Linked DNA regions of Homo sapiens: region 2 is linked to region 1. Evidence: chromatin loops called from intact Hi-C (ENCODE). Cell type or tissue: heart left ventricle. All regions are shown on one strand. Links, peaks and the distances in the headings refer to the core of each region. The heading gives the core; the rest is flanking DNA. Region 1 overlaps KAZN (kazrin, periplakin interacting protein). Region 2 has its middle 320 kb from the start of KAZN-AS1.

What was found. Hi-C counts contacts between places; a loop is a spot of excess contacts. Peaks named below come from ENCODE experiments on the same cell type or tissue, not always from the same donor. Only the 100,000 strongest peaks of a DNase experiment are listed, where the experiment ranks them.
Region 2: it touches region 1 in a loop (3-fold over the local background); 3 of 110 quality-filtered maps call a loop at or near these places.

The regions. Positions count from the first base shown.
Region 1 is chr1:15,021,679-15,032,264 of GRCh38, reverse strand. All of the region lies in intron 2 of KAZN (kazrin, periplakin interacting protein), which reads right to left. Among named protein-coding and RNA genes, the nearest start is that of TMEM51-AS1, 130 kb to the left of the region's middle. RefSeq lists an enhancer at 9,377-10,038. In heart left ventricle, for the core only: CTCF peaks have their summits at 4,373 and 4,574 (motif pointing right); DNase peaks (open chromatin) are centred at 3,946 and 4,564; H3K27me3 peaks cover 307 bases.
Region 2 is chr1:14,090,691-14,101,276 of GRCh38, reverse strand. It overlaps a transcript of KAZN not described here. Among named protein-coding and RNA genes, the nearest start is that of KAZN-AS1, 320 kb to the left of the region's middle. In heart left ventricle, for the core only: a CTCF peak has its summit at 6,080 (motif pointing left); no DNase peak of the experiment used is centred there; H3K27me3 peaks cover 3,717 bases.

The DNA of each region.
Region 1 (10,586 bases), core at 774-8,773:
GCCAAGATCGCGCCACTGCACTCCAGCCTGGGCAACAAAGCAAGATTCTGTCTCAAAAAAAAAAAAAAAAGAAAAAAAAAAAAAGAAATGTCCACAATGGGAAAATCTATAGAGACAGAAAGGAGATAAGCGTCTGCCTCGGGCTGGGTGTGGGGGTGGATCGGGGAGGGAGGGGTGGTAGCTAAGAGTATGGGATTTTTTTTGAGGTGGTAAAAATGTTCAAACATTGGTTATTGTGATGGATACATAACTCTGTGAACATACTAAAAACCACTGAATTGGACACTTAAAATGGGTGAACTGCATGGTATGTGAATTACATGTCAATAAAGCTGTTAAGAAAGCAAAACAAAATAAGGCTGGGCGCCTTGGCTCATGCTTGTAATCCTAGCACCTTGGGATCTTCCAGGAGGATTGCTTGAGTCCAGGAGCTCGAGACTAGCCTGGACGACATGGTGAGACCTCATCTTTACAAAAAATAATAATTAAAACAATACGCTGATTGTGGTGGTGCATGCCTGTGGTCCCAGCTACTTGGTAGGCTGAGGTGGGATGATTGCTTGAGCACAGGAGGTTGAGGCTGCAGTGAGTCATGTTCATGCCACTGCACCCCAGCCTGGGTGACAGAGCAAGATCCAGTCTCTAAAACCAAACCAAAGCAAACCAACACAACACAACACAACACAACACAACACAACACAACACAACACACCCTGAGTAGCTGCCTGGAAGCAGCATGACTTCTGTCCCCTCCAGACTCTCCTTCCCCACAGCGCTGGCTCCTTGGTGCACGGAACAGACTCAGGGCAGCCTCTGACTGCAGGGTGGGCTCCACGGCCTTTGCCCAGACCCCTAGCACTCCGTCCTTTTCCTGGAGAGAATACCAAGGAGGGGTTTCTGAGGCTAACCCCTCTCCACAGCCTCCTTGTGTCTGGAGTTGTGGAGGTGGTGGTGGGGGTTAGGGAGGCAAAGCAACTCTATGACTCTGGAAACTTCCAGCCTGACAAGGCCAGAGTGGTCATTTGTTTAAAATCACGCAGCCATGTCTGACCCCAAAGTCGACACCCGACCCTATGTTCTGCTGCCTCCACATTGAAGCTCCCTAAACCTGGAGGGTCCCCAGCCCCAAGGCTAGCTGAGGGCAGAATATGGGATGGCAATGACTGTGCCATCCCATCTTGTCCTGAACGTCCAATCCTGCAGACTCAGCCTGTGTACATGAGAGAGCTGGAGACACCAGGTATGGCCTAAGGACTGAGGGATCTGAGCTCCTGGCCCAGTGTCCAACATAAGCTCCCCAGGTGGAAGGCAGGCCAGCTGGGCCATGTCACCACGGGGAGGAGGCCCACGCAGTGGGGACCCCAGGTCTCAGGCAGCTGTTTAAATTCCAGCTTTGAGCTTCCTGGCTCCCACAGCTGGATCTGTCCTCTCCTGCCTGGCTTGGCTGAGCAGCAGCTTAGGTCACCAGGGCCGGAATTCCAGGCCTGCTGGGCTGGAACCTTAAAGGGCTGGGATGGTAGAGTCCATGGAAAGAGGACTCTTCTGCTTCACTCCTGCCAGGCAGCGGGTGGGCCCTGCAGGCCTCAGGCAGTGGGTGGGAGGCCCCGGCACAGCTAGGCTAGTTTTGTGCCCTGCCCCCTAACATGATGCGACCACATTGCTGGTGAACCTCATATTAAGATGACCCAACATCTAAAGATGTATGACCAGGCGCGGTGGCTCAGGCCTGTAATCCCAGCACTTTGAGAGGCGAGCGGAGCACTCGAGGTCAGGAGTTCGAGACCAGCCTGGCCAACATGTGAAACCCCGTCTCTACTAAAAATACAAAAATTAGCCGGGCGTGGTGGCGTGTGCCTGTAGTCTCAGCTACTCCAGAGGCTGAGGCACAAGAATCGCTTGAACCCTGGAGGCAGAGGTTGCAGCGAGCCGAGATTGCACCACTGTACTCCCACCTGGGAGACAGAGTGAGACTCTGTCTCAAAAAATAAAGTAATACATAAAAATCAAAATAAAAATAAAGATGCATCCCGGTCAGAAGGCTCCTTAAGGAAGAGCCGGGGCCCCGCTGTCGCTGATGAATGGGAAATTTCCATTTGCACATGCGCATGGGATCCTGGCCGCCCTCCTAGGAGAGGCAGGTGCATGGGTGAGTATTTTTATCATCCCATCTCACAGAGGGGGAAACGAAGACCACACAGCTGGTTAATGGCACAGCTGGGGTGGAATGGGTACCTGACTCAGTTTCAGGCTGGTTTCATGCTGGCGGGCTGGAGAGTAGCAGGAGAGCACTGCTGAGCTTGGGGAGTGGCTCCTGGAGGGCAGGGGCGCTGACCCCAGCCATGCTATCACTGTGGCTTCCTGGAGCCTCACTGGGCCCTCCTGCTCCGGTGGAAAGAAGCTGCTACTCAGCAGGTCGCATGGGCTCCCTGGGGGATTTACACCGCTGCCCTCTGGTTGGCAGGGAAATCATGCCTCTGCTTTCTGGTTGGAAATGAATGACCCCTGCCCGCCTAGGCTCTGAATTGCCTCCTACATTACCCACATCTCCATGAGAACCAAACTCCAGACTCTGCTCTTGGCAGTTGGAGACCTTGGGAGGGGAACCCCCCCAGCACCTCAACATGGCATTCCCAGGCCTTTCCTCTCACAAATGGCCTTTGTGGGGGTGCAGTGCAGCCTCTTGTGGCTTCTGTGGGTCTCCCTGCTGCTCCATCCTTGTTATCATTTATCCGGCAGTCCAAGGGGTGTGTGTACGTGTGCCTGGCTTTGCGTGTGCAACGTGTGGGCTGCCTCCATGGTGGGGTGCAGGCTATGCCTCCTGCATCTAACCTGGGGCTCTCTGAGAGCAAGAGCTGAGCCTGTGCCTTTAGATTATTCGCTTCTGCCTAAGAGGGGACCTGCGGCTCTCCCCAAATAGTTCAATTAAGCACCTACTGTACGCCAGGCTTGCTGCTGTGAGGACAGGAGTGAGCCAGACGTGGTTCCTGCCTTGTGGGAGGCTGACGCTCTCATAGAGGAGACAAACTCACACCTATGGCTGGCACTGGCACCATCCACCCTCCTCCTCACCATGATGCTCCAATTCTGTTTGGTGGGGAATGTGTCCACCTAAAATGTTCAATTTCCCAAGCTCCCTTGCAGCTACAAGCGGCAGGTGTCACAGTTCTGGCCATTAAGATGCACACAGATGCCCACTGGGAAATCTAGTTTTCTTTATAAGCCCTTTTTTGAGCACAAGGATGGAAGATATGAGCTAAGAATGGGGAGGAGAAAGAAAAACAGAAGAGGCCAGGGTCCCCGATGGTACCACCCAGCCGGGGATGCCTTACAGCAGGAGAATAACAAACCCCAATATTTTGGGGGTTTATTGTTACATGCAGCCCAGCACATTCCTAACAGACACACCAGGGCAGGCTGTGAGTCATGCTGCTACCCTCTCCCATGAGGCTTCACTTCATGGTTCTTTTCCACGGGCGCTCCTCGCTCTGCCCACCTCTGGGCTGGACTCTGCCAGGCTAATGACCAAGACAACACAAAAACTGAATCTTTAGGAATGAATGCCAGGTGAAGAACAACTACAAATAACACAAAGGTGCCACAAGTTCTGTCGTGTACACAAGGAGGCGACATCCAGTTTGCACATGGCAGGTGCTGCAACTCTACACAAACAAGGAGGCTGGTGCGATGGGCCCCCAAGAAATAATTTAAAATCTACACACAGCTATGAAAATGATGCAATGGAACTCTTCCTTTCTTCCTCATAGCTCTGCTTTTTTCTCTCCTTCAAAACCTGTTCCCTAAATGCTCCTAATGCAAGATGAGCTGCCAGCCTGCAAGGCATGGCTGTGTTTCTCTGGGACTGGCCTCCTGACTCAGCTCCTAGCTCCCCAGCGCTCTGCATGACTTCCCAATCATCTGGCCTCACCCACGCGGGTCCTATTCCAGCAGCCAAGCCACTGGAACCACTGCCATGGTGACTGGTGATGTCACGCCCAGCAGGCCCTGCAGGATCATGGAATGAGACCAGCCCGCTCCTGGGAATGTGGGGACTCTGGAGGTGGGAGGGAGGGTGTGTGGGAGGCACTTATTTTTCCAACTCAGAGGTGGCCACATGCATGCCTGAGACCAGGGTGTAACCAGGGGCCCAGCTGTGGCCCCACGATGATGGCACGTCTCTGAGCTGGGCCCTCCCAGGCGAAAGACCGAGACAACACAAAAGCTGAATCTTTAGGAATGAATGCCCAGTGGAGACAAACTAAAAACGACACAAAGGAGCCTCTGGGCTCTGTCGGGTACACAATGAGGTGACATTCAGTTTGTCCTCAAGCTCCCACCACAGACCTTTCTTCCTTCTCTGGCTTCGGATGCCACAGCCCCTAACCCAGATGTGGGACAGGACGGAGCGAGACTCCGTCTCAAACAAACAAACAAACAAACAACCACTGTGGGCCCAATCCTGGATGTCGCAAGGTCAGGAGCTCTTGTAAAAATTTCCAGCCTGGGTGTACCCTGGACAAACATGCGCTCAGAGGTGAGGAGGGAGGAATCGGTCCACGTCAGACGATCCCAGCTGCTGCCAGCAGGGGGCCCCCCTTTCTTTTCCATGCAATGTTCCTGACCCATGGAACCTTCAGGAACTACATTCTGCGAAATGAGGGGTGGGCAGGTAAGGGCCAGAAAGCCTGGCAAACCAATCTGGCAAACTTGAACTTCTAATAAACACCCATCAGAATGTGAGGCTCTCGGAGTTCTTCTAGCTCAGCTTCCCTTTACAGATGGGGAAACTGAGGCCCAGAGACGAGGCAAGAATGCCCAATGCACAGAGAGTCAGCTGAGGTCTCCCAACTCTTAGGCCAAGGCAGCTGAGTTAGAAGCACTGGCTTGGGGCCGGGAGCGGTGGCTCACGCCTGTCATCCCAGCATTTTGGGAGGCCGAGGCGGGCAGATAACGAGGTAAGGAGAACCAGACCATCCTGGCTAACATGGTGAAACCCCGTCTCTACTAAAATTACAAAAAATTAGCCGGGAGTGGTGCGGGCGCCTGTAGTCCCAGCTACTGGGGAGGCTGAGGCAGGAGAATGGCGTGAACCCGGGAGGCGGAGCTTGCAGTGAGCCGAGATCGCGCCACTGCACTCCAGCCTGGGCGACAGAGCGAGACTCTGTCTCAAAAAAAAAAAAAAAAAAAAAAAAAAAAAGAAGCACTGGCTTGGGAATCTGCCTAAGTTTGATTAAGCCTCAGTTTCCTCATCTGTAGACGGCAGCTGACAGTACAGTCAACCTTGGTATTGTGTGGCATTGGTTCCAGGAGCTCCCCCAAATACCAAAATCCACCGATGCTCAAGTCCCCGATGAAACATAGTATTTGCAAATTATCTACACACGTCCTCCCGTGTACTGTAAATCATCTCTAAATTACCTATAATACTTTATACAATGTAGATGCTATGTAAGTAGTTGTTACACTGCATTGTTTAGAGAAAAATGATAAGAAATATGTCTTGTGCATATTCAGTACAGGCACAACTATCCATTTTTTTTTTTTCCAAATTATTTTCGATCCTTGGTTGGTTGAATTCATCGATGTGGAACCCATGGATCCAGAGGGCTGAATCATTTCTGCCATAGGGACAAGCTATCTGGTCTTGAGTGACTGTGGGGTGCTGACCTTGAGCATTTTGGGAGACGAGAACCTCAGAAAGACACAGCTTCAGAGTTGGGGGTGGGGGTCCCAGGTTCTGGTGCTGCTTTTTTCCCCCGCTCTAAGCCTCGGTTTTCCCCCAGCATAATGAGGGTGTTGGAGTCTGTGAGCTTCCTTTTAGCTTCTGAAATCCCAACAGACCTCACCTTTGTCACTTGCTCCTTAGCAGCTGCGGGGCCTGAGACCCCACATGCAACTTCTCTGAGCTTCCCTATCCCCAGCTGTTAAGCTGTGCATGATCGTCTCCACCTGGCAAGGCTCTATGTGACAGGACCCAGGACAGAGCTCAGCTGCATACAGCAGGTGCTCAGTGTTAACCTCTCTTCCTATCTTCCAGCTCCCCGTGGCTCCCAGGCCTGAGCTCAGGCTCTAGGAGGCCCCAGAAAATACAGGCTGACTTGAGCAATAGGCAGGTTTCCAAGTAAAGAGCCCCGGGGAAGAGACCCAGGTCAGGGAGAAGGAAAGGGCCAGTCGAGGGCAGCAAGTTCAAGGCCACAAATTTATGGTCCTGGGATGGGCGGACAGCAGTTTATTTGTTTTTTTTTCCGTTTCAAAGATGAGTAAGGTGAGTTCGGAAGAGGTTAAAGTTTAACCTGCTTTATAAAGGTTAATCAGGTTCTCGTCACATCAGGTGGTGCTCAGGTCTTGAACTCCTGACCTCAAGTGATCCGCCCGCCTTGGCCTCCCAAAGTGCTGGGATTACAGGCCTGAGCCACTGCGCCCAGTCTGCTCCCCACAATGTTAATTTCCTTTATCTTCTCACCACGAGGTGAAGTGGGTTGACCGGCTCGCGCAGCCAACAAGTGGCTGACCTGGAACTTGATCCCAGAACTTTGTCGCTCAGGCCCATGATCTTTCCAGATGACCCATAGACTCTCTCTCCAAGTGCACCCTGGAAAGTTAGTCAGCATGACCCTTCCAACCTCCTGCCTGGGGCAGGAAAGGCAAATATCTGGAATAGCTTCTTATTTTCCAGTAACACGCCAGGGAAGACACGACTAATCAACTAGGCTCCCTAGGAAGCTGGGTTGATTAGGGATGTCTGCCATGGCACGGGAGGGAAACAGGGCAGGTTTGCCAGCTCTGCCCCTGACAGGGAGGCAGATGCCAGTAGTGCCTGATCAGGGCTGGCATGTTTGAGAACTATTCTGGTCAGCGCTGTGCCAATTACCAGCATACTCCATGGAACCAAGGGCAATTCTACTTAACCAAAAAAGTGAGAACCAATTTTCTCAACTGGTAGAAAATGAGTCTATTCACACCAGTGAGATGGTGGCAAAAAAACTCCAAACAGCATGCTTAAGGGTGAAAGAGCAGACTTTATTTCCCTCACCTGGGCCAAAGGTAAGTGAAGGATTAATGAGTTTACTTATTTTCATGTCCACTCCCAACCTGTGATATTAAGTTCCTGGAGGGCAGGGACCTGGTCTGTCCTGTTCACTGCTGTATCCTCCACAACGACAGCAGTGCCTGGCACATAGTAAGTGCTCAGGAAATAGTGACTTTCAAATGAATGACTGAATTAGGTGGACAGCCCCAGGGACAGCAGGATCCTGTGCCATGAGGGCAGAGGACATCTTGTTTTTCTTTGCCTGTCCCCTCTTGCCCTCCCTGGGAGGGACAGGCCATGCTGATTTCCCTGTGCCTCCTGACAGAACCCTGAGCATCAGTCCTGGTGATCTCGGAGCTGGCCACGGCATGGCTGAAGTTCTTATTAAGCTGCCTTGGGCTTGGTGAACTGTGTCCACATCCCAGCCAGGAATGAGAAGACTCAAGTGGACCAAAGTTTCTGCTAATCCAGAGTGCTCAAATTTTAAGGTGCCCAGGGCTGGGGAAAGACCCCAGACATTGTGCTTCCCACAGAGGTGAGACCCCAGGTCCAGGAGTGTGAGGGTCACTTCCCCTACCAGGCTCTCCCGCTATTAGCCTGGCTGCTGCTGTGCCTTCCCTCCGCTGGAAACTGAGGCCTCCCCTTTTCTACAAGAGGCTCCTCGGACCATCTGAGTTCTTTGCACTTGGCATGTGCCCTCTATTGAATTTTTCTCAGCATCATTGGAACATGCAATTCTCTCTCACATCTTTCACAGAAAACCTTCATTTGATCCCATGTCCCTCTCCAGCTCTCATTCCATTTCTCTTCTTCCTTTTGGAACAAAAATGTTCAAAAGGGTTGACCGTATCACCGTCTCCATTTCCTTCCCACCATCCTCTCTGGGACCGGCTCTGGCTTTTCCATGCCGGTCGCCAACGACCTCTGAGTGTGAATCCACATTCTCCATCTGATGAGCTCTGCCTCCAGCAGGCGATGCAGGTGATGACAAGTCTTCGCTTGACCTCCAGGGCCCGTGTTCCTGGTTTCCTCTCATTTCTGCCTGCTCCGTTTTGGACTCTGTTCCCTTCTGACCTCTGGGCATTGGTGGCTTCAGTCCAACCACAGGCTTCAGCCTGGACCTCATCCCTGAACTCCAGACCCAGAGCCCAGAGCATCCACACCTCTGCTTGAACCTCTAAAAGCAACTCAAACCTAACACATCCAAGATAGTCCCTGACCAGTCCCCAAGAATCTGCTCTTCTCAGTGCCCTCAAACTCAGTTCACAGTGGCCTTAGCCTTCCTGTTGCTCTGGCCTTAAACTCTGGAATCTTCCTTGACCACCCCCCCAAACTTTTCTCATACTCCACCCCCAATTAATCAGCCGACCACGCCAGCTCTGCCTTCAACATGGCACCAGGACCTGGGCCCTTTTTACCACTCCTCAGTCACTACCCTGCTCACCCACCCGGGCTGTGTCCCCACCCCCACCCCCATATCTGGGTCACACGGTAGTCTCCTAACTGGTTTTCCAACCCTTCAGTAGATATCAATCCTGCCATGGAGCTGTCCCCTTAAAAGGCAGCTCAGACCATGTCACTTCTCTGCTTCTCTCCCACAACTCCTGTCCCCATCAAGGGGGAGCGCAAAGTCCTTCCAATGGTCTACAAGGACCCCCCCAAGATCTGTCTCCAGGTCCTGTACCCATCCTCCCCCAGCTCACATTCCGGGGAAGCTGCCCTGGCCTCCTGGCTGTCCATGCACTGGCCTCCTTCCTCGGGACCTCTGCATGAGCTGTTCCCTCTGCCTGGAAGGCCCTCCTTCCTTCCCCCTCCTACCCACGTGTCTCACTTCCTCCCATCTCCTCTTTATTCAAACATGCCTTTCTCGGCAACCTCTTCCCTGGACACCCTTCCCTGTTCTTTGTTTTCCTTTGAACTGGCCACCAACTTAACACTGTGTATTCTGTGTTTATCGTGGGAAATGTTCACTGAAGCAAGCACCTCCTCCTTTCCCCTGAAGACTCCCCTACCCCATAACCTGCTGAGAATTCAATGCAGCTTGTTCCTGGATTTCTAAGCCCACAGCTCATGCTAAGCGTGATCATGGCCTTGCCCATCCACTACCCGGCCCTACAGGAATCCGCACTAGCAGCCTGGAAACCAGACCCCCAGCTCAGGACCTACCCACCCCTAAGACTAGCCTAGAGGCCACCTGAAGGCAGGGCCTGGGCCTCAGCTATTTCTAGGAGCTGGCATTCGGCACAGCCCCTGGCAGGTAAAGGAAAGGGTTAACAGGTAACCTGGGGGCTTAAGCAGGCTGTCAGAGGCTCAGTGCTCACCATTTCCAAATATCCTAATCTGCCCCTTCCCTGGTTCTCCAGCTGAGGGACCCAGGACCATCCAGGTAGAACCCGCAGCTGTGCACAGAGCCTACCAGGGATCATGAGTCAGACAGGTGCATGAGCGGGGACCTAGAACACCAACCCCACCTAGAGGGGGTGACTGACCGAATGTGGCCCAGTCATGCCAGGCCTCCCAAAGTTTTGAGAAAATTCCCAACTCCAGGTGATGGCTACTTCCCATGCCTTAAATGTCTCCCAATGTTTCCACATTGGCAACTGATCACAAGTCCAGCCATGTCTGTGGGCTCGGCTGGGTGCTGACTGCTGACCTGAGTGAGTGTCCACGGAAGAGGGAGCAGGAGAGACTTGGGCCCATCCATGGCTGAGGGACCAGGCTCTACAGACAGAGGCCTGGACTCTCAGCCTGGCCCTACCATTTGCTTGTTGTGACCTTGGGTAAGTGCCTTTTGCCTCACGGTCAAATGGGGATAATAGTATTGAATAATGCGTATTGAATGAGAGCAAAAGCTCCCCAACCGCAAAACTCCGGTTAACCATGCAGAGTGACTGCCTAACAGCCAGAGAGGCTCAGGCTGGACTGGGCAGACTCTTGAGAAGGAAGCAGCACCCTGGGGCGGGGTGCGGGCGTGGTTCTCAGCAGAGCTGCAAGACCACTGGATAGACCCGTTTGGAGCCAGGGCAGGGAAGTGATGGGAGGGAGGGGGGTGCATGGCCCGTCCTGGCCATCTGGAGAGCCTCTGCCTCAGGCATGGATGCATGAGGCTTGGCTGTGTCCCCACCCAAATCTCATCTTGAATTGTAGCTCCCCTAATTCCCACGTGTTATGGGAGAGACATGGTAGAAGGTAATTGAATCCTGGGGGCAGTTTTCCCTGTACTGTTCTCATGGCAGTGAATAAGTCTCACGAGATCTGATGGTTTTCCCCTGGCTCTCATGCTCTATCTTGCTGCCACCATGTAAGAAGTGTCTTTTGCCTTCCGCCATGATTATGAGGCCTCCCCAACCTCTTTTTCTTTGTAAATGTCCTAGTCTCGGGTATGTCTTTATCAGCAGCATGAAAACGAACTCATACAGATGCCAGGAGCCAGGGCTTCCAATGAGAAAGGGCTGGAAACAGCTAGGCCGGTCCCAGGGAGGGGACCGAAACCTGCAGACAGAGTGTCCGTCATAAGAGGGACTGCAGGGAGCCACAGGGGCCCTCTGCAGGCTTCAGG
Region 2 (10,586 bases), core at 1,525-9,524, 930 kb after region 1:
CACGTAATAAATAGTGGTGCAGTGGTTATGAGCTGTGCAGAAAAGAGTTAATATGGCAGGCCTGACTGCAACCCTTTCAAGGCCTGTTTGCAAGACTGGCTTTTAGTGGGCATCTGGGAACTCAGATTTGGGGAGGGCTCCCACCGTGCACTGTGTACTAGTCCATTTTCACGCTGCTGATAAATACCCGAGACCGGGTAATTTACGAATGAAAGAGGTTTAATGGAGAACTCACAGTTCCATGTGGCTGGGGAAGCCTCACGATTATGGCGGAAGGCAAGGAGGAGTAAGTCATATCTTATATGGATGACAGCAGGCAAAGGGAGAGCTTGTGTAGGGAAACTCCCATTTTTAAACCCATTAGATTTTGTGAAACTTATTCACTATCATGAAAACAGCACGGGAAAGACCCATCCCATGATTCAATTACCTCCCACCAGGTCCCTCCCACAAACACATGGGAATTCAAGATGAGATTTGGGTGGGGACACAGCTAAACAATATCACACTGATAAGACTGGCTCACTGTGCCTAAACTACTGTGCAAACAATGTGATTTAGGCTGAACACCTGTTTCTTTCTGGAAGTCTAGAATTTGTGTATGTACCAGGCAAGAGGTTGCCTATGTGACCAGCCCCCAACAAAGCCCTGGGCACTGAGTCTCTGAAGAGATTCCCTGGTAGACAGCACTTCCCACATATTGTCACAGCTCATTGCTGAGAGAATTAAGTGTGCCCTCTAGGACATCACAGTGAGGGGACTCTTGGAAGCTCAAGCCTGGTTTCCCCCAGACTTCATGCTATGAGCCTTTTGCCTTTGCTGATTTTGCTTCGGATCCTTTTGCTGTAATAAACTACAGCCCTGAGTGCAACTGTGCGCTGGGTCCTGTAAGTCCACCTGGAAACCACTGCACTTGGGGGTGGTCCTGGGGACCTCCTAACACAGGGACATATCTGAGGTCGAGCTGCGGATTTCAATCCCAGTTCCACATTCATTGACTCCGTGTATGCCTCAGATTCCTGGCAGGACTCAAATAGCCACCTCAAGTGGGGGATTTAAAGAGCCTTCCATAAAGGGCTGTTTATTAAGGATAGGCAGGGTCTAAGGGAACCGATAAACAACAGTGCCATATCCTGGGCTAGTGAGGGGCTGGTTGTTAGCAACTGGTGGGAGGGCAGGGGTTTGGAGCAGTGACAGTAATCATGACTATTACTGTGTTGGCTGCAGATGCAACTTTCATGGCCATTCTCCAGTACTTTATTGCCTTTCAGATCCATCTCCAAATAATATTCATTCAGGAGAGAGAGAAAGAGAAGGGAGGAGGAAGAGAGGAAGGGAGGGAAGGAGAAAGGTAAGAAGGGAGTATAACCACAATGCAGGTTAGTTGCTCATCGCTTGCACTGTCCAATTAACATGAGCCAGATCAGATATAAAGAAGGTGATTTATTTCTAAGCTAGCTTAGGGGAAGAAGCACAGGCAATCCACCTTTAAAGGTACCATTTCACTTTTAGAGCAGAAAGCGGCCACTTTTAAAAGGCAGGGGAGGAAGCAAGCAAGGGTGGGGTGTCTGCATTTTAGCTTTGGTGCCTTATCTATTGGGCAGTTAAGCTGGTGATTGCTGGCACCTTCGTGGGCAGGACTAGGCCAAAAACTCCTCAGGTGAGAGGGAGTTTCATATCTCTCAAGGCAGTTTCCTGATGGGAGTCTTGTAGAAATCAGCTGTTATCTCTCAAGGCAACCTCCTGATGGGTGGCAGGTAGCAGGCAGGCTTTCGTCTATAAATTGACTGTTAACTCTTGAGGAGTTCAATGAACTTGCCCTATAGGGAGTATCTGGTGAAGGAACAGGGTACAGGCTATATTTGCATTTCTAAAGGGCTAAGTAGGAAGTGGGGAACCAGGGGAATGAGGAAGGAAGAGAGAAAGAAAAATTAATAATTAAGCCATCTCTTAGAAAAATGGGGGTATGTGGTTACAGGAGGGAAGATTGATCTCTGATTTCCTTTAGTTTGATTCTTCCCCCACCCTGTCCCTGCACAGGTGTTTCCAGAAGCTAATGATTGAGTGCCATCCTGAGATTAAAGCTCCAGTTATCTAGCAAAGGGCCCTGATTCCTTATTCCCCTCCATTTGTCAAACTTCACATGGGGTATATTTCATGCCACCTTTCCTGGCAGAGTTGTCCAGGAGAGGCTACCCAATCAAACTAAGTAGAACACTGAACAAAGATAGGAGGCTGCCTCCTTTCTCCCCACCAAGCCTTAGCCCAGGCTCCAAACCCTAAACCCTGACCTAAGAGAAGATGGTAAAAGCCCTAACAGGAAGGGCTAATGGGCAGATGTGAAATTCTCCCCTCCCTGGCCTCTGAATTCCATGTGTGTGGGTGCCAACATGGGCCCCATCTGTTCCCCAGGGAGGGTGGAAGCAGAAGGCATACATGAGAAAACTATAAATTGAAGTAAATCAAAGGAATGCCTTGGGTAATGAAGAGCTGAAGAGTCCCAGGGCAGCCACACAGGGTTGGAATGCATGAGATGTTTGTAATAACTTAAAGGCATGGTCTCCAGTGGAGCTACTCAGGGAAGTCCAAATGGCCCCAACCCTACAGCAATAATGAAGGAGCAAATCTGGTAAAAGGAGAAACCAAGGGTAATGCAGTCTGGGCAGAGGGATGCTGGAGGGCATTTTGAAGGGGAGCCAGAGGCAGAAATATAAGAAGAATGGAGGCAATTCCTCAAACACCCTGGTTGCCCACAGCAACCCCTTTTCATGCAGTCATTTACATAATGTTGCAATTGTCACTTGCTGTTTGCCTTCTGTTGCAAACAGAGCTCCAGCATAAAGGAGCATACTATAGCTGCATAGGTTAATTCAACTCTCATCCACCACTGGCAAAATAAAACCCATTTAATCATCTACTTGACCATAGGGCAAAAAAACCCTGCTTTGTTTGGAAGAGGCTTTCAGTGGCAGATGCCCTCAAGCTAACCACATCCCCACCTTCTTAGTTCCAGGACTGGTCTGCATTAATGGACACTGGTTCTCTGAATATAAGATGCTAAAGTATAGAAGACACTTGAGTCAGAAGGTGAGGAAGCTGATGAAAGAGCTTCACAGATGACTGAGGCAGCACAAGGCAAGGGGAAGAGCTCCAGCCCTTTGCTGGCTGGGAGGACTTGGGCGAGTGACTCCACACCTTTGAACCTGTTTCCTCTTCGGTAAAATGGAGATAATAAAAAAAAAAAATCCTACCTTCCAAGGTTGTGGTGAAGATTCAATGAGATAACTCTCCAAATGGCTTGGCATATTTATTTTTATTTTTGCTGTTACTACTGACACTATCATGGCATGCTAATATTCCCAAAGACAGCACTTTTATGTCCAAGAAGATACAAGGAAGGTGAGCTCTGGGCTCATCTGGGGAACTGATTCAACTTCTTTCCCTGAATTTACTGATGGTTTCAAGTAGTTTAACTGAATTTTTCTGAATATTAAGATAAAAGCTAGTCAAGTTAAGCATATCTGAGAGCCAGATTGAGCTAACTAAATGAATATGAGAGGCAGTGAAGTATTCTATAACAGGTTCAATTCACAAGATAAAGAACAAACCAGATATTCACTGGTGAATGTTCCCTTCCCAACAACACACACATACACACACACACCCCTCACATACATTATTCTGTAATTGCAGGCTGTTGTCTACTTTCATTACTGACTACGAATACAATGCCTTTCAGGTAGATAGAAATCCTTTGAACCAGAGCAATCAAATTTCCTTGTGTCTCTCATTTCCGCCATCCATATTAAAGGTCACTCTATGGTCCAGTGTGGCTACTGTAGCTCCAGCCATCACACTAACATTCCAGGCAAGCAGGGAGTGGGGAAAAGGCAGGCCTTTCCAATGGCCTTTTCACTTTGTGACATATGCTTTAGGCTACAGGGAGCATGAGGCCAGTGTGACTTCTCACCTGGACTATTGCAATAGTTTTCTATCTAGGTTCTCTGGACTATGGCAATAGCTTCCTATCTAAGTTCCCTGGACTATGGCAATGGGCTCCCAACTAGTTTCCCTTCTTCCTATGTCTTTCTCCAACCTAGCCTCTATAGCACTCAACACAGACTCAAGTCAATCTATACTTTCCAACTTCCACCTTTACAAAACTTGCCCCCCTAGCAGGATCTCTCTTCCCCTACACCTCTAAAGGTCAAACTCTCACTATCCTCTACAATGGCATTTTGCCTGACCAAAAGCATCACCTGGACTTTCAGTAAAGGCACAGATTCCTAGGCTCCACCTTAACCACTGAATCTGAATCTCCGTGAGAAAAGCCTGGGCTCCATGTTTGTGAAAGCCCTGGGTGAGCTTCTGAGAAACATTCTTTAAGGTAGAGGTAGTTCAACTGTGATGCACAACAGAATCTCCATTAAAATACAGATGCTCCCTGTTACCGTTTTAAGGAGCGTTGAAGTAGGCCTGGGGATTCACTCAAGTTTTGAACAAACTCCCCAGGCAATGATCTCCAGAGTCTGAGAACCTCAGCTCATAAGTCTCAGCTTAAATCCTGCCTCCTTCTTGAAGCCTTCTCCAATAAACTGGAACTCAAGTGCCCTCTCCTATATTCTGAGGGTTGTTCTGAGAAATAAAGAATTCCAACAGTGCCTGGCACGTAGTAAGTGCTCAATAAATGTCAATTCTCCTGATCACTTGAGATATTGTCACCATTCTCCTTCATGCTCTGACTACAGAACCTATCATTGTCGATCATGCCTCCAAGAAACTTAAGCAGGTTCGGGTTTTGTCAGCAGGTGGTGAGCCATGGAAGGCAGGCACCTGCACCTTTTCCTAAACATCAGTGTATCCTCCAGGGCATCTGGCTCACTCTTAAGCCCCCGGGAGGTGCTCAGTGAGTAGCTGTAGCATCAGTTGAAAGAGGTGGTATTTTCTGACACATTCGTTGTGAATCCAGAGTAATTATTACCCTTTATACCCCTGGTTGCAGGTCAAAATGTCCTGCCTCTCTCTGAATCCACTTTTATGGGACTGTTTCTATGATGAAGGCAACTTCATCTTTTAAAAAAATTATGTAAATAATATGTGAATATATAATTATTATAAAAATAACACAGATAAAGTGAAATTACCCCTTGATTATTGCCTTCTTATTCCAATCTTTTCTATCAGATATAAACACTGTTATTAGTAGTAGACTGAGCCATATGAAATTGCTACTATTCTACCATTTTTAGCCTATAAGAAGCAATTTCATTGACTCAACAGATTGATATGCATCCTTTCAGAACTCTCTCCTATGCATAGGAGATTTGGTGATTTTAAAGCATGACTATAAATTATTTGATGCTCTTGCCATTACAGGACGGAGTCTATGTCCCATCCTTCTGAATCTAGGTGGTCTTATGCTTGCTTTGACAGTAGAGTAGCATAAGTAACATGATTTTCAAGGCTAGGTCATAAGAGACCATGAAGCTTCTGTTTGTTTGCTGGAACATTCACCCTGGGAACCCTGAGAAACCGTGTAAGAAGTTTGAGGCTGCAATCTTGTGAGGAATCCCAAGCCACATGAAGAAGCCATGTGGCCTCAGTTGACACTCCCACCTGAATCTAGCCTTTGAGTTTTCCTAGTTCAGGGAACAGACATGTATGTGAAGAAGCCTCCAGATGATTCCAGCCCCCTGCCATTTGAGTCAACCTTAAGCCTTTCATGTCTTCCAACCTGGATCCCCAGACATTGTGGAGTAGAGAAATCCACTGCATCCTGTCTGAGCTCTTGATCTGTAGAATCTGTGAGCACAATAAAATGGGTGTTTTTTCATGCCACTATGTAGTAGATGGTTTGTTATATAGCAACAGATAACTGATATAGTAGGATAACACCTGCTTATGCAACGTATGTGAATTCAGCCTATACAGGCTCAGAAAGAAAGAATAAAGTAAGAAGAAAACCTATTTAAATAACTAGAACAGGTGATTCCTCTCCACGGCATATACCTAGATGAGAGTGAGAATGAAATGGGCCATGTGGCTCTCCCAGTGGTTCTCAGCCAAGGGAAATACTGCCCCCTAGGGACATTTAGAAATATTTGGAAGACTATTTCATTGTTCACGGAAGGGAATGGTGATGGTACACACCCAGGGCCAGAGAGGCAGGGATGCTAAACATTCATCCTGCACAGTGTTGCCCAGCATAGAATTGTCCTGCCCTACATTCTTAGATACCTGTTGGGAAACACTATTTGGTCTCAGCTTCAGAGGGCCTTGAATGGGGTGAGCATCCTAAAGACACAAATTTCTTTTTATTTGAACATTGCGGCCCCCAAATGCAGGCTGCCATCTTCATCTGGTACTTGCAGAAACATTAATCTGCTCCAACACAGCAGGAAACAGAGCTGCATTCCACCTAGTAAAGATGGAATGTCCAACCCTGAAGTGCCTCTTTTCTAAGGGATTTTAGAAATAAATGTTGACTGTGTCCAGCTGTCACTGTGCTCACTGAATTGTGTAGAAAGAACCTCTCTCCCATGTGATATTCACTTCCACTACTAGGAAATAGAAAGATTCCATAAATACAGATACATAGAAATATATAGATTTTGTGGGGTTGGTTTTAAAATGATAAGTGATATTAACTTGTCATATTACTTCTAAAATTTTTAAATTTGCAATATATTTTTTGGAAATTTTTGTCTATTAGTACATAAAGATCTACTCAATTCTTTTAAGGTGCTGAACAGTTGTCTATTGTGTGGATACTGTGTAGTTAATTTAAACATTTACATATTAATCAATAATTAGGCATTTTTCCCTAGGCTTTTGTAATCACAAATAATAACACACTAGTGAAAAACCTTGTCCTTGAATTTTTGACTTACCTGAAGGCATTTCCTTGGGATAGGTATCCAAGTGAGGAATTGCTTGGGTGAATATTTATAATCTTAATATAGCTTTCCAAATTGCCCTCCAGAATCGCTGAACTATTTTCCATTCTCATCAACAGCGTTTGAGGATATTAGGGCTCAAAAAAACGATAGTAAAGGCCTCAGAAGCAGCATCAGAAGGAAAGTATCCCTTTGACCTTCTCCTGCCCTCCCGTTTCTCACTCCTCATTCTCCTCCAAGGCAAGCCATAAAAGCTAGAATCCCTCTTCCCCAAGGCAAGTCAGAGAAACCAAAACCCCCTTTCCCCAAAGCCACCCGTAATACCTAAAAATGTGACTCCAGCCTCACCGCACCTTTCCGTGTTACAGCTGGCCATAAAGAAATTTAGATTCTCATTCCAGCAGGGTCCTACCCCATACCTGGGAAGAAGAAATGCTACCACAGAGAGGCCAGGATGAATCTGAACAGACAGGCCTTGCTAGGATTTCCCACTGAGTCTATTACCATCAGCTCAGATCTTTTCTTTTTGTCCAATCGCATTTCTACCTGGTTTACTAGAGAATCTTCTTCATTGAACCTAAGCATAAAGCCAGGTGGCCTTCCCTTTACTTTTGGGTCTTCAATCTGAAGACTTTTGTGTCATGTAAAACTATGATCAAATAAATTGGTTATGGCTTTTCTTCTGTTAAACTGTCTATTGTCAGTTTTGTTTTTGTTTTTTTTTCAGCAGACTTAGACTCAAATACTCAGAAGGCAAGTTTGAACTCCCCTACAAGAATGTCCCAATTGTCTCAGGGCTTTTCTTGGACAGTGAATCTAAAGTCTTAGGAAGTGAAGCAAGAGGAATCTCCTTACCTGTCATATCAGGCAGACAGGGAAGGAATTAGTTCAAATGAATTTAATTTAGTAACTATTTAGCATATTCTATTAAAAAGCACTTTATTGAGAGGTCTCCAAGATGAGACAGCCTAGTCTCTATCCTTAAAGAGCTCTCAAACTCTCCCACAAACAAAATGTAAATGATGACATTTGAAACGGAGTAAGATAGCACAGGGGTTGGTGGTCCAGGACTCCTAAAGGAAAGAGAGCCAGCCATGGGTCTAAGGAGCTATGAAGCTTTTCTAAAGCAGGTGTGCCCCAAACTGCAAAGGATGGAGGGATTTAATTACTTGATGAGGATGAGGTACTAATTTCTTGACGGGCAGTGGCTGGTGTTGGGGCACAGAGACATGTGGCGAGGGAGAGGATGCAGAGGTGGGTCAGAGGCAGATGGCACACGCCATGGGAGCACAGTGGACGTGTATCTGGCACAGCATGGGGCAGATGCAACAGGGACTTATGGCTTGATAACAGAGTACGAGAATAAGAGAAAAGGCACCACAGGGGAAGGCTGAAACCCAGGCAAGTTCTTGCACTATCTAAGAACATGCATAGCCAATACTGAACCACAGAATGTAACCAGTTCAGAGAGATAGCTCCTAAATACGATTATTTCATAAATTGCATCTTTATTAACTTTAATAGCACAGAAAAATTAATTTCACAAAGTACATTACACAACACTTACTTGTAAATCAATGCAAAAAATTGTAGCGTTGGACAACTACTCAACCAGGAGATAAAAACAAAAGGGGAGAAAATAAAGGACAAAATAAAGGTACGTTTTCTGCACAAATAGATGGTTATAGTGTCTGAAATTCCTTTTTCAAATATAAGCCACATGGGTACCAGTGCGTGTGTGTGTGTAAGGGTGTGTATGTACATACATATGTATATATGTGTGTATATGTACATATATGTACATACATATGTATATATGTGTGTATATGTACATATATGTACATACATACCCCTACACACATACATGCAGTGGTACACATGTGAAAATATGTGTGTGTTGTGTGTGTGTATATATATATAATTTATTTATTTATTTATTACTGTTATATATTATACCAATTATATATTTCTTATTGTTAAGAAAATAATAGGCCGGGCACGGTGGCTCACGCCTATAATCCCAGCACTTTGGGAGGCCGAGGCGGACAGATCACGAGGTCAGGAGATCAAGACCATCCTGGCTAACACAGTGAAACCCCGTCTCTACTAAAAATACAAAAAAATGAGCTGGGCGTGGTGGTGGGCGCCTGTAGTCCCAGCTGCTGGGGAGGCTGAGGCAGGAGAATTTCATGAACCCGGGAGGCGCAGCTTTCAGTGAGCTGAGATTGCGCCACTGCACTCCAGCCTGGGTGACAGAGCAAGACTGTCTCAAAAAAAAAAAAAAAAAAGAAAAGAAAATAATAAAGTATTACAAGAATTCAAGAATTAACCACTACATTTAAAGCACCACTTAAGAGCCATTATTGTAAAGGATAATGATGATGACAGTAGCAACAATAATCATCATAAAAATTACAGTGTGTGTCCATGGCCCTTTTAAAGCATTTTCACATTGTTAGCGTGCTCTTTCACAATCACCCTATGGGGTAAGCCAAAGTCTAAATTTTCTGATCACCAAAGTACCAAGCAAGGTTAGCATGAATTAGAGAAGGAATTTTTCACCTGGATTCTAGTCTTCCAAGGTTTCTGGGACAGACTTTGGAATTATTTTATACCTCTTAATTTGCACGCTATACATGACCATGTGCATTTTTCCTAGGAGGGGGTCCATAGATTTAACAAACCCATAGGCCCCCAAAAGTTATGAATCATTGAAATAGAGAAAGAAATAGCTATGAATTTGGCATTATCAAAATGTTGACATTCACAAAATGTTTTGACATTTTTTAAATGTTACAGTAAGATGTATTAATTGATGTTTTTACCTTTAGCTATGCAAATAAAATTAATAGACATGACTTCTACTTCTGACCATGATGGAGTAATCAAGACAAAATTTACCTTCCTAAGGCTAGAAAAACTGAATGCACACACACACATACAAGCACACATACATACACACACTTATAGCAACAGTTTCCAGACATCAAACAACAAGCACCAGAGGAGAGCTATCCTTAAGAGAAGAGGAGAAGGAACAAAAGGAGCTCTGCTATTTCTTCAGCTCACTGCCTGAGAGTTTTCAGACCAAGATGCAGTGAGAGGGAACCACACAGAGCCTGGTGGTCTCACTGAGCGGAGAAAAGAGATTGGAGTTTGAGAAGGCCAGAGTGGCTGAGGTTTGCATGGCAATATACCAAGAGGAGGGAATTGCACAGGTAAATTTGTAAAGGGAATTCCTCTAGTCTTTTTTTTTTTTTTTTTTTTTTTTGACAGAGTCTCACTCTGTCACCCAGGCTGGAGTGCAGTGACATGATCTCAGCTCACTGCAACCTCTGCCTCCTGGGTTCAAGCAATTCTCCTGCCTCAGCCTCCTGAGTAGCTGGGATTACAGGCATGTGCCACCATGCCCAGCTAATTTTTGTATTTTTAGTAGACACAGGGTTTCACCATGTTGGCCAGGCTGGTCTCGAACACCTGACCTCTTGATCCACCCACCGCGGCCTCCCAAAGTGCTGGGATTACAGGCCTGAGCCACCGCACCCGGCTGTTCCTCTAGTGTTTAGCTGAGCATTGATCTGTGTTCACATGGGAGGAAATACCAGAGACCAGAAAGAATGGCCAGAGAGCAGCAGACAGAACCACTCATTGTGCCTACCCAGCACTGGGAATAATTCATTTTCCCACCAG